Regions from separate parts of the Homo sapiens genome. Here region 1 is linked to region 2. The links are chromatin loops, found by intact Hi-C in ENCODE. Cell type or tissue: gastrocnemius medialis. All regions are shown on one strand.

What was found. Hi-C counts contacts between places; a loop is a spot of excess contacts. Peaks named below come from ENCODE experiments on the same cell type or tissue, not always from the same donor. Only the 100,000 strongest peaks of a DNase experiment are listed, where the experiment ranks them.
Region 1: it touches region 2 in a loop (3-fold over the local background); 1 of 110 quality-filtered maps calls a loop at or near these places.

What each region holds. Positions count from the first base shown.
Region 1 is chr12:4,505,001-4,510,000 of GRCh38, reverse strand. It overlaps FERRY3 (FERRY endosomal RAB5 effector complex subunit 3), which reads left to right. Exons shown (of 14, transcript NM_020374.4): 10 at 4,621-4,695. Among named protein-coding and RNA genes, the nearest start is that of FERRY3, 31 kb to the left of the region's middle. RefSeq lists an enhancer at 143-777. In gastrocnemius medialis, no CTCF peak of the experiment used is centred here; no DNase peak of the experiment used is centred here; H3K27ac peaks cover 697 bases.
Region 2 is chr12:4,448,833-4,453,832 of GRCh38, reverse strand. No RefSeq gene overlaps it. Among named protein-coding and RNA genes, the nearest start is that of FGF6, 5.5 kb to the right of the region's middle. RefSeq lists a silencer at 2,716-3,010 and an enhancer at 2,627-3,329. In gastrocnemius medialis, no CTCF peak of the experiment used is centred here; DNase peaks (open chromatin) are centred at 2,892, 3,872 and 4,712; H3K27ac peaks cover 3,340 bases.

The DNA of each region.
Region 1 (5,000 bases), 56 kb before region 2:
TTTTTCAAAGTTTTCAACTTCTTTGCCTTTGGTTTGAATGTCCTCCCGTAGCTCAGAGTAATTTGATCGTCTGAAGCCTTCTCTCAGCTCGTCAAAGTCATTCTCCATCCAGCTTTGTTCCATTGCTGGTGAGGAACTGCGTTCCTTTGGAGGAGGAGAGACGCTCTGCGTTTTAGAGTTTCCAGTTTTTCTGTTCTGTTTTTTCCCCATCTTTGTGGTTTTATCTACTTTTGGTCTTTGATGATGGTGATGTACAGATGGGTTTTTGGTGTGGATGTCCTTTCTGTTTGTTAGTTTTCCTTCTAACAGACAGGACCCTCAGCTGCAGATGTGTTGGAATACCCTGCCGTGTGAGGTGTCAGTGTACCCCTGCCGGGGGGTGCCTCCCAGTTAGGCTGCTCGGGGGTCAGGGGTCAGGGACCCACTTGAGGAGGCAGTCTGCCCGTTCTCAGATCTCCAGCCGCGTGCTGGGAGAACCAGTGCTCTCTTCAAAGCTGTCAGACAGGGACATTTAAGTCTGCAGAGGTTGCTGCTGTCTTTTTGTTTGTCTGTGCCCTGCCCCCAGAGGTGGAGCCTACAGAGGCAGGCAGGCCTCCTTGAGCTGTGGTGGGCTCTGCCCAGTTGGAGCTTCCCGGCTGCTTTGTTTACCTAATCAAGCCCGGGCAATGGCGGGCGCCCCTCCCCCAGCCTCGCTGCCGCCTTGCAGTTGGATCTCAGACTGCTGTGCTAGCAATCAGCGAGACTCCGTGGGCGTAGGACCCTCCGAGCCAGGTGTGGGATATAATCTCGTGGTGCGCCGTTTTTTAAGCGGGTCTGAAAAACGCAATATTCGGGTGGGAGTGACTCGATTTTCCAGGTGCGTCCGTCACCCCTTTCTTTGACTCAGAAAGGGAACTCCCTGACCCCTTGCGCTTCCCAAGTGAGGCAATGCCTCGCCCTGCTTCGGCTCGCGCACCCACTGACCTGCGCCCACTGTCTGGCACTCCCTAGTGAGATGAACCCGGTACCTCAGATGGAAATGCAGAAATCACCCGTCTTCTGCGTCGCTCATGCTGGGAGCTGTAGACCGGAGCTGTTCCTATTTGGCCATCTTGGCTCCTCCCCCCAGGACCTAAATATTAGGGTAATAGTCATTTCAAATATTTTTTAAGTTGTGTTTTTCTTATATTTCATGTATCATAGATGTAAAATCACAAACATCCTCTTGTCTGGCTTGAATGCATACACAGTATTTTATTATTTCTCCTTTTTTTTTTTGAGACAGAGTCTCACTCTGTCATCTAGGCTGGAATGCAGTGGCACGATCTCAGTCCCTGCAACCTCTGCCTCTTGGGCTCAAGCAATTCTCGTGCCTCAGCCTCCTGAGTAGCTGGGATTACAGATGTGTACCACCGTGCCTGGCTAATTTTTGTATTTTTAATAGAGACGGGGTTTTGCCATGTTGGCCAGACTGTTCTCAAACTCCTGGCCTCATGTGATCTGCCCACCTTGGCCTCCCAAAGTGCTGGGATTACAGGCATGAGCCACTGCACCTGGCAAGTATTTAATTATTTCTTATAAAAACCTGATATTGGTGCCCAGGAAATAAAATGTGGTAAGCTTTAAAATTGGGGCTGTTTGTACCTTTAAATCTGTGTTTGGTACTTTTGAATGCTTTTTTCTTTCTTTTCTTTGTTTGCACCTGCTGTGTTTAAAGAAACCATTGTAGTATTTTAGGTGCATATATTTTCTGTTGTACAGTAGCAGAGAGATATTATATCTTTGCTTGATATAAGGAAGACCTTTCTGAAGGGTCTTTGTTCCCATCTCCCATCTTCCTCTCTCCCAGAAATTACAGAATTCTTTCCTTTCTCCCGTAGCTAGAATGTGGCTATCTAGTCATAACTTGACTAGCATAACTTGACTAGGGTTCACTGCAGTTTCTTTATCTATTCAATAAACTTGTAAAAAATAGTTTATATGTTTTTAATCATTTTTTAAATAGGTAAAACACTCTCAAAATTCACAATTCAAACTGTACAAAAGAGCATACAGTGAAAGTGTCCCTAACTCTGTTCCCAGCCATCCAGTTTCCCTCTTCAGAGGTACCCAGTGCTATCTCACATGTACCTTCCAGACAGATGTTTATGTATGTGTAAGCAAGTGTATGTGTGTACTTATTTTCCTTTTTTACATAAATGGCAGCTTTCTACATAACACTATTCTGTACTCTGCCTTTTTCACTGAGTAATTTATCTTGGAGGTCATTTCGTATCAGTCCATAAAGACCATCCTCATACTTTTATGCTGTTGCATAGTAGTCTGTTGCAGGATATCCTGTTATTAATCAGTCTCCTCCTAATAGACATTTGATCTATTGCTTATTTTTTGTTACTATAAGTAGTAATGACTACTAATTGTAAATAACCTTGCATATGAATAATTGTGCATGTGTGTGAGCAGTAAGCATATCTACAGAAGAGATTCCTAAAGATAATTCCTGGGTTAAAGGACACATACGTTTATAATTTTCCGTAGTATTGGCGATTACTCTGTATAGTATTTCTACCAGTTTATATTCCCACTAAAGGGAGGTTTTGCTGTGGCAATATGTGTTATATATAACAGAGCCAGCTGAGTATTAGAAAATCCCTATAGAAGTATATCCTAACAAAACCTTTCAGAAAATCTCGGTATACCCTCTTATTCTTCTACCAATTGTTATTACTTTTATCAACCCTCGCAAAAAGAACTCATATCCATATTACGTAAAAATAGCTTCCTTCTTCTCGTACAAACTAGCAATAATGTGATCAGAAACATTTTAACCTTATTCTTAGTAGTGACTAAAAGCATGAAGATTGAGATCATGACAGGTGTGGAAGGAGGAGGAGGATTCTAAGTATATTTATGAGAGATAGAAAGTGTGCAGTCAATGACAGGAAGTTTTTAAACCACATACGGCTAAGGCAGTGCGTGTATATCATGATTTTATTTTGTTCTTGTTCAAGCAACTACTTTGTGGTTTCAGTGAGTCAGTGATGCAAGTAGGTTTATAAAAGACTTTCTTAAAGCTGCATGTTGTTATAGAAGGACTTTGTGAAAATACCTTCTCCATCTTTTTCTGTGCACGCCTACATGTGTGTTCTGCATGTTTACATCCTGATATGCAATTACTTGTTTATTCTAAGACATTCCATTATTTTTCTTACTATGGTTGTTATATTAACATCTTCATATTTCTGTGGTCCATGATAAAAAGCCAAAAATGTTTATACACATTTATATACATTTAAAAAAAATAAAACTAGCCATCTTCTTACTATTACTAAACAAGGTATTGCCATGAAAACATGGAAAGGGAAATGGACTATGAACTGTTCTCTCTCGTTTACTTAACAGAGATTCTATTTGTTCATACTCCATGTGAACAAGATTAGAGTCCTTCTTTATTGTTCCTTATAATCTATGCTACGATTAGACATCTATTCAAAGCCTATCAAATCACATGGCTCTATATTAGAAACGATAATTCATTAAATATGGATTCTAGCATCAAAGCCTTCTATCTCTCTGACTCTTGATTTATAAAATATGTGCATTTACAAAGTACAGTGTTATAAATCAATTTATCAAAGTCACTGGATAAAAATATTGTTACTTTTATTCAGATCTCTTTTAAAACTATAATATTTTGATATTTGCTGTTTACTTGTTTGAAGGTCTGTTTTCATGTGATTTTCTGATGCTAAAGGCCATTCCAAAATAGATTCCAAAATAGTTTTTAATTGGAATAAATATGCAATCTCTTAAAGATAGCTACTTTGAAGGCTAATATTCAGTTTGCATTTGTGAGTTCTGATGGAATTCTTATAAACTTTAGATGTCTCTTTTATTAAAATATATATGTAAAATAATTTGCATTCAGTCTTTATAATGTATATTCAATCATAATGTTTATTTTATTTATTCTTCTAAGAAATAGCGTGCCTTCAAAAAAGAAGAAAAACTGTTAAATATCTGAAAAAAAAGCTGTTTCATTTGAAACAGTTTCACCTATCTGTTATAATTGTATATAGCGTCAGGTAAGAAATAAATTTTAGGAATGGGGTGAATATACAGTGATTCCTGGTCCCACTAGCCATTTATTTGTAGCCCTGAACAAGTTATATCAACAACAGTGACTCAGATTCTAAAAATAAAGATGGCCACACCACAACTATCTAATGAAGTTATTTTATATGTGGTTAACTTGGTGCCCTGAACCTCCCAGATGAAAAATAGGATACTGGCATGTCTAATATGGGTAATACCATAGGACTTATAATCTGAGTATGTGAATTAAAGACCTGGCTCCACTACTTATCTGTGCATGCTTGGTTAAGTTAGTTAACCCATCCAAGCCTCTGTCTCCTCATACATAAAATGGACATAGTAGTAGGACTTACCTCCCAGGGCTGTGGTTATAGAGGTTTTGTAAGAATTAAATGACATCATCCATGTAAAGCATATAGCAGAATGCCTGGCACATAGATGCCCTTAGTGAATTTTTGCTGTTGTTGTGATTCTTTTGGGAGCAGTCATAGTAACATATTCTCATATGTTGTTATGTTCTTTCATATTGCATTGTCTTATGAATAGATTCTGGAAACCAAAATGGAGGAAATGATGATAAGACTAAGAATGCTGAGAGGAACTATTTAAATGTTTTACCTGGTAAGTATTTCTTTTTATTTTAAATTACTGTTTTCTTATACCAAAAGATGTTTTATAATGCACACCATAGGAATTTATGTTTTAAATCTATGATTTTAGTATATGTCATTATATCACTTTGAAACAACACTTTGTACCTATATAATACACTTTCACAGACGTTTTCCAGTGTTAAACTTAATTATTTTGTTGGTTTGTTTTGAGACGAAGCCTCGTTCTGTCGCCCAGGCTGGAGCACAGTGGTGCGATCTCAGTTCACTGCAACCTCTGCCACCCGGGTTCAAGCGATTCTCCTGCCTCAGCCT
Region 2 (5,000 bases):
GCTCATATGACATCATCTCTCTAACAAATTTGAGAAAAAGTGTTGATTATTTTTTAGTGTGTTTGGGCTTTTACTTGTTGTTAGGATCAAATGACAACTTTCAAGCTACTTATATACCGGACCATAACCCAGAAGTCTGTTCTGTTCATTTTTTAGATTATTTTTTTCTCTGTGATTCATGTTGAAAAGTTTCTATGGTTATGTTTTCACTTTCACTAATGCTTTCTACTGTAATGTCCAACCTGTCATTAAACCTGTCCAGTGTATTTTTCATCTCAAGCATTGTACTTTTTATCTTCAGAAGTTTAATTTGGATCTTTTTTACATCTTCCATGTCTCTACTTAACATTTCTTCTCTTTAACTTTTTGAACATATTAAATACAGTTATGATAACCGTTTTAATGTCTCTGTCTGCTAATTCTAACATCTGTGTTAATTCCAGGTTGGTTTCAACTTTATTATTATTCTCCTCATTATGACTCATATTATCCTACCTCTCTGCATGACTTGGCATTTTTTACTATATGTCAATTTAATATAAAAATTTTGCCCTGTTCAGGGCTGTATGTATTTTATTTCTATTTCCTTTTCTTTTTCTTTTTCTTTTTTTAGATGGAGTCTCACTCTGTCACCCAGGCTGGAGTGCAGTGGCATGATCTCAGATCACTGCAACCTCCGCCTCCCGGGTTTAAACAATTCTCCTGCCTCAACCTCCTGAGTAGCTGGGATTATGGCATACGTTACCACGCCAGGCTAATTTGTGTATTTTTAGTAGAGGTGGGGTTTCACCATGTTGGTCAGGCTGGTCCTGAACTCCTGGCCTTGTGATCTGCCTGCCTTGAGCCTCCCAAAGTGCTGGGATTACAGGCCTTAGCCACTGCACCCGGCCTGATGTTCTATAAATATTCTTGAATTTTTTCCTAGAGTGCATTTAATATACTTGAAAACAGATTGATCCTTTTTGTGTTTGCTTATAGTATTTGTTAGGTGGGATCAGAGCAGCATTTGGTCTGAGGATAATTATTCCCCACTAGCGAGGCAAGACTCAACCCAACACCCCAGGAATGAGGATATTTTCTAGCCTGGCTGGTGGGAACAGGTACTGTTTCCAGTCTTGTACGAGCTCCAGATACTGCTCCCTCTAATCTTTTTCCCTAGTTCCTTCTCCAGCCTCAGGTAGTGTACACATGTGCTAATCAGTACTCTGTGACCACTTGAGGGGGGTCCCTCAATGCATCTCTAGCTTCTTTTTTTGTGCAGCTCTCTCTTCTCTGGTACTCTTCCCTGAAAGCCCTCTTTGCCTTAGTCTTTCTCAGTCAGCTTCATCTCCTCAATTCAAGGTGTTTTCCAGGATCCAACAAGGTTTCTTCTCCCTGCATCATGCCTGAAATCTCTCTTAAATCAGTCAGCTGGTAGAAGTGTAGGATTCATCTCAGCTTCTCATTTCTCAAGAATCACTGTTCTTTGTTGCCTGGTGTCTAATGTCTTGAAAACTGTTCTTTGATGTGTTTTTGCGATGTTCTCGTTATTTGGGGCAAAAGAATAAATCCAGTTCCTGCAGAGCCTATTTATCCCTATTACCAAGACAGGACCCTTCTGGGGTCTGTACTGAATACTCTCCGCTGAGAACATCTAGTCCTCTCCACCTGGCTGGTCTGAACAAAGCTGCCCCGTGTGAGCACTCAGGATTGCTCACCTCACTGCTTTCTGGCAGTGCTTTTCCTAATTTCATGGAGTTTCATCCGTACTTGTGTGGCTTTGCTTTCAGCAACAAACACAAGAGCAAACCTATATACCGATTTCTGCAGCCCTTTCTCTACGCAGCTTCCTCTGCTTTGCAAATTGTGACTGCCTTAGCCTCGCCAAACTTCAGTCTCTGAACCCTCCACTCACGGTCACCACTGCACTCTGTGTAGGTTCTCCTTTCCTGCTCTGAGATCTGGAGAGTGCCTCCAGGCAGAAAGAAGATGCGATCATGGGGTCCATCTTATTTGTTTCCTTTTTTTCAGGGGTCAGAGTCCTGTGCTTCCTGTTATCCAATGTTTAAAAACTGCTGTTTCATTTGTCCCATTTTCTTCTTGTTTATTACGGGAGTGCAAGTGCAATACAAGTTTCTCCATCATAGTGAAAGCAGAATTCTTCAATGTAACTATTTTAAATGACAAAATGCAAATCATTATATTGAAAGTGCTTTTTTCAAATTAATATCCCACTCCTACCAAAATTCTGATCACTCCTCTACAGAGGGCTGGCCCTTGTTTGAGAATAACGCGTCTAGTGAAATCCATGGATTTAAAGCCTTTAATTCAACAACACTTATTCAAACATTTCATAAACTGTATTGCATGGCGGGCACGGTGCTCCGTTCTGAAGATACAGAGACAGGTAAGACGCCATTGGTGCCTTAAGGATTTCACTATCAAAGTCAGCACCTTGTCAGAGTGTTATAAACCCAGTAAGGGCAGTGACAGAGATAATCATGCGAAATATCAATGAGGCAGGGTTGTCAGAGTGTTATAAACCCAGTAAGGGCAGTGACAAACATAATCACGTGAAATATCAATGAGGCAGGGAAAGCAGGGAGGGGAACAGGCCACTGAATCCAGTTTAGAGACAGGTGGAAGGTTGTCAGGGATTACTTCCAGAGGTGACATTTAAGCTGACTCTTTAAAAGGGAAGCAATTCACCAGGCAAAGGGAGGACACTTTGAGCAAAAACAAGAGGCAGAAACAGCACACAGTATGCCTGGGAACAACAGGCCATTTGAGGTTGCTGAAGCAAAAATTCCCAGAGAGGGAGAGGCAGGGGATGGAGCTGGAGAGGCCGGGAGAGGTCAGGACAGGGAGGGCCTTTTTGTGTCACACTGGGGAGCCTGCCACTAAGGGCTGAGTCTTTTACATAACTTTGCATGGTGGCTGGCAGGGTGCATGCCCGCCTCAGCATGCAGCAGGTATTATTAGACGATGATCATGAGAGGCAAATCTGAGAAACCGCAAAACTCTGAGCGGAGCCAAAATCCCTTAGGTTCCGAAGTTCCAGAAAGTTATCTGACTCCTCTGCCCCTTTGCAGATTCAGCTGAGATGTGTGGCCGTGGTGGTCAGCCAGCCCTGAGGCGCTGCTTTCTTGGCAGTTGGCTGAGCCTCTAGACTTGCATCTATGGCTGGAGCATAGTAAGGAGGGGGAAGGGAAGAGCATGAGTGAGACAGAGAAGAAAGACAGCGCTAGGAGATAGGAAGTCATGCTGAGAGACACAGCCACATGGGGCTCAGATTGAAGGGATAGATCAAGAAGCACTTTAACGCAAGAAGATGACTGCTAGTGTGGAGAGGAGAATCTTTCTCCCAGAAAACTCTGCAAATACTTGGTGACCAACCAGACCACAAAGCTGCGTGTTCAGGGGCTCCTTCCCTCCCCATTGTAGGGGTCTCTGGGAGTGGGGCAGGGTCTCCAGTCTGAACTCAAGCCAGGATTCAGACACATATAGACAATGCAGATAGGCCGGCCCCAGCAGAAGTGTATTTGTCTGAGGGGTTGAGGGGCCTCCAGAAAAATAATCCACATGGAAGGAAATGGGAATCCCACCTGATCAGCTTAACCCATAACAAGACTGAGTCCTTTGCAGGGCAAGGAGTCTGAAAAGAACTTCAAATCAGCAGATTGCCAGGGCATGAGTAGTACTGGCCAGGTATTTCCTTAATAGGTATAACATGAAGACGGGGACTAAGGTATTCTTCCTGGCTTTGAAACAGAACATAAAGCAGTTCTGGCTCCTTGAGGGCTTCAGGTGCTGAGCTATAGTGAGAAAGGGAACACCCCCGGGCTGCCCAGCAGGAGGTGGAAAGGCTGGAGAACAGGGAGATCCACGCAGGTGCCTGGCAATGTGCCCAGGCAGAAGCAGTCACATGCTCGTGAACATATGTGAGACATGCTCTGAAACTGCAGAAATATCTTGGGGGTGGTTTGTAGTGGGGTGAAGTTCCACATGAGTTGGAAGAAGCAAGAACTAGGGAAATGTGGATTATAACTGTTAATGGCTCCCACTGTGTAAGTGGGTGAGGCCTGGGAAAAGTTGAGTTCTACTAGGAAAGTACAAAGTTTAGGTTTCCCCAGGGAATAGCTAGCAAGATAATGGCTGCCTTGTCTTTGCGGAAGTCCAACCTGGACACTGTTGATCAGTTGAAACTGTTTCTCTTGAATTCTCCCTCATGTAGCAAGTTTATGAGCTGCAAATGTCCCTCTTTGCTCAGGCCTAGGGCAGGAATCCTTCCTCGATCCTCATCTCTACACATGTCCATCTCATGCCGATTAAATCCTGTGAGCAATCTCTACCACTAAAAAAACCAGGGATAGGTGCAGAGCTGCCTGTCTGAGCAAGATGGGGAGGAGATACAGGGAGGCTTCAAGGCCGCTGTGCCAAGCTCACACAAAGACAGACTTTGAGACAAAAGAGACAAAGACACTAAGCACAAACAGCTATTTTGTTTTCCACCTTATCATTTTCCACATTTTCCAAATTATCTATAGAAAAAGGCAAATGCTAGTTTTTCAAAACCAAATGTAAAAAGTACAAGTAAGCACAGCTTTTCACAATCTACGTGGATGAGGCTCATCTGAGTTTTATGTGCTTTCCCTTTTGGTCACCCATCAGGCATTTGATCCTGATTATGTAACACACAGCAGTCACAGAGAGCAACCACCTGATGTGACGGAGGGAGTTCTGCCATGCAGATGATGCGGAAGGTTGGTGTGGCTAAGCATTGCCAAATCTGACAAATCTGTATTTTGTGGTATCCCCCTTGGGGACAAGGACCCTGTTGTGGGAGGAGATAGACATTAACGTATTTTCCCACTCACCTCCACTGGATCTTGGCTCATCCAGCGAGAGTGATTGACAATCCCCAAAGGCTGTTGGCCAACTATTTGCAAGAGGGGTCCATGGAGAGAGGCCTCTTCCACCTGTTACTCTTTTCTCTATCACTTCACATCCATAGGGGTCCC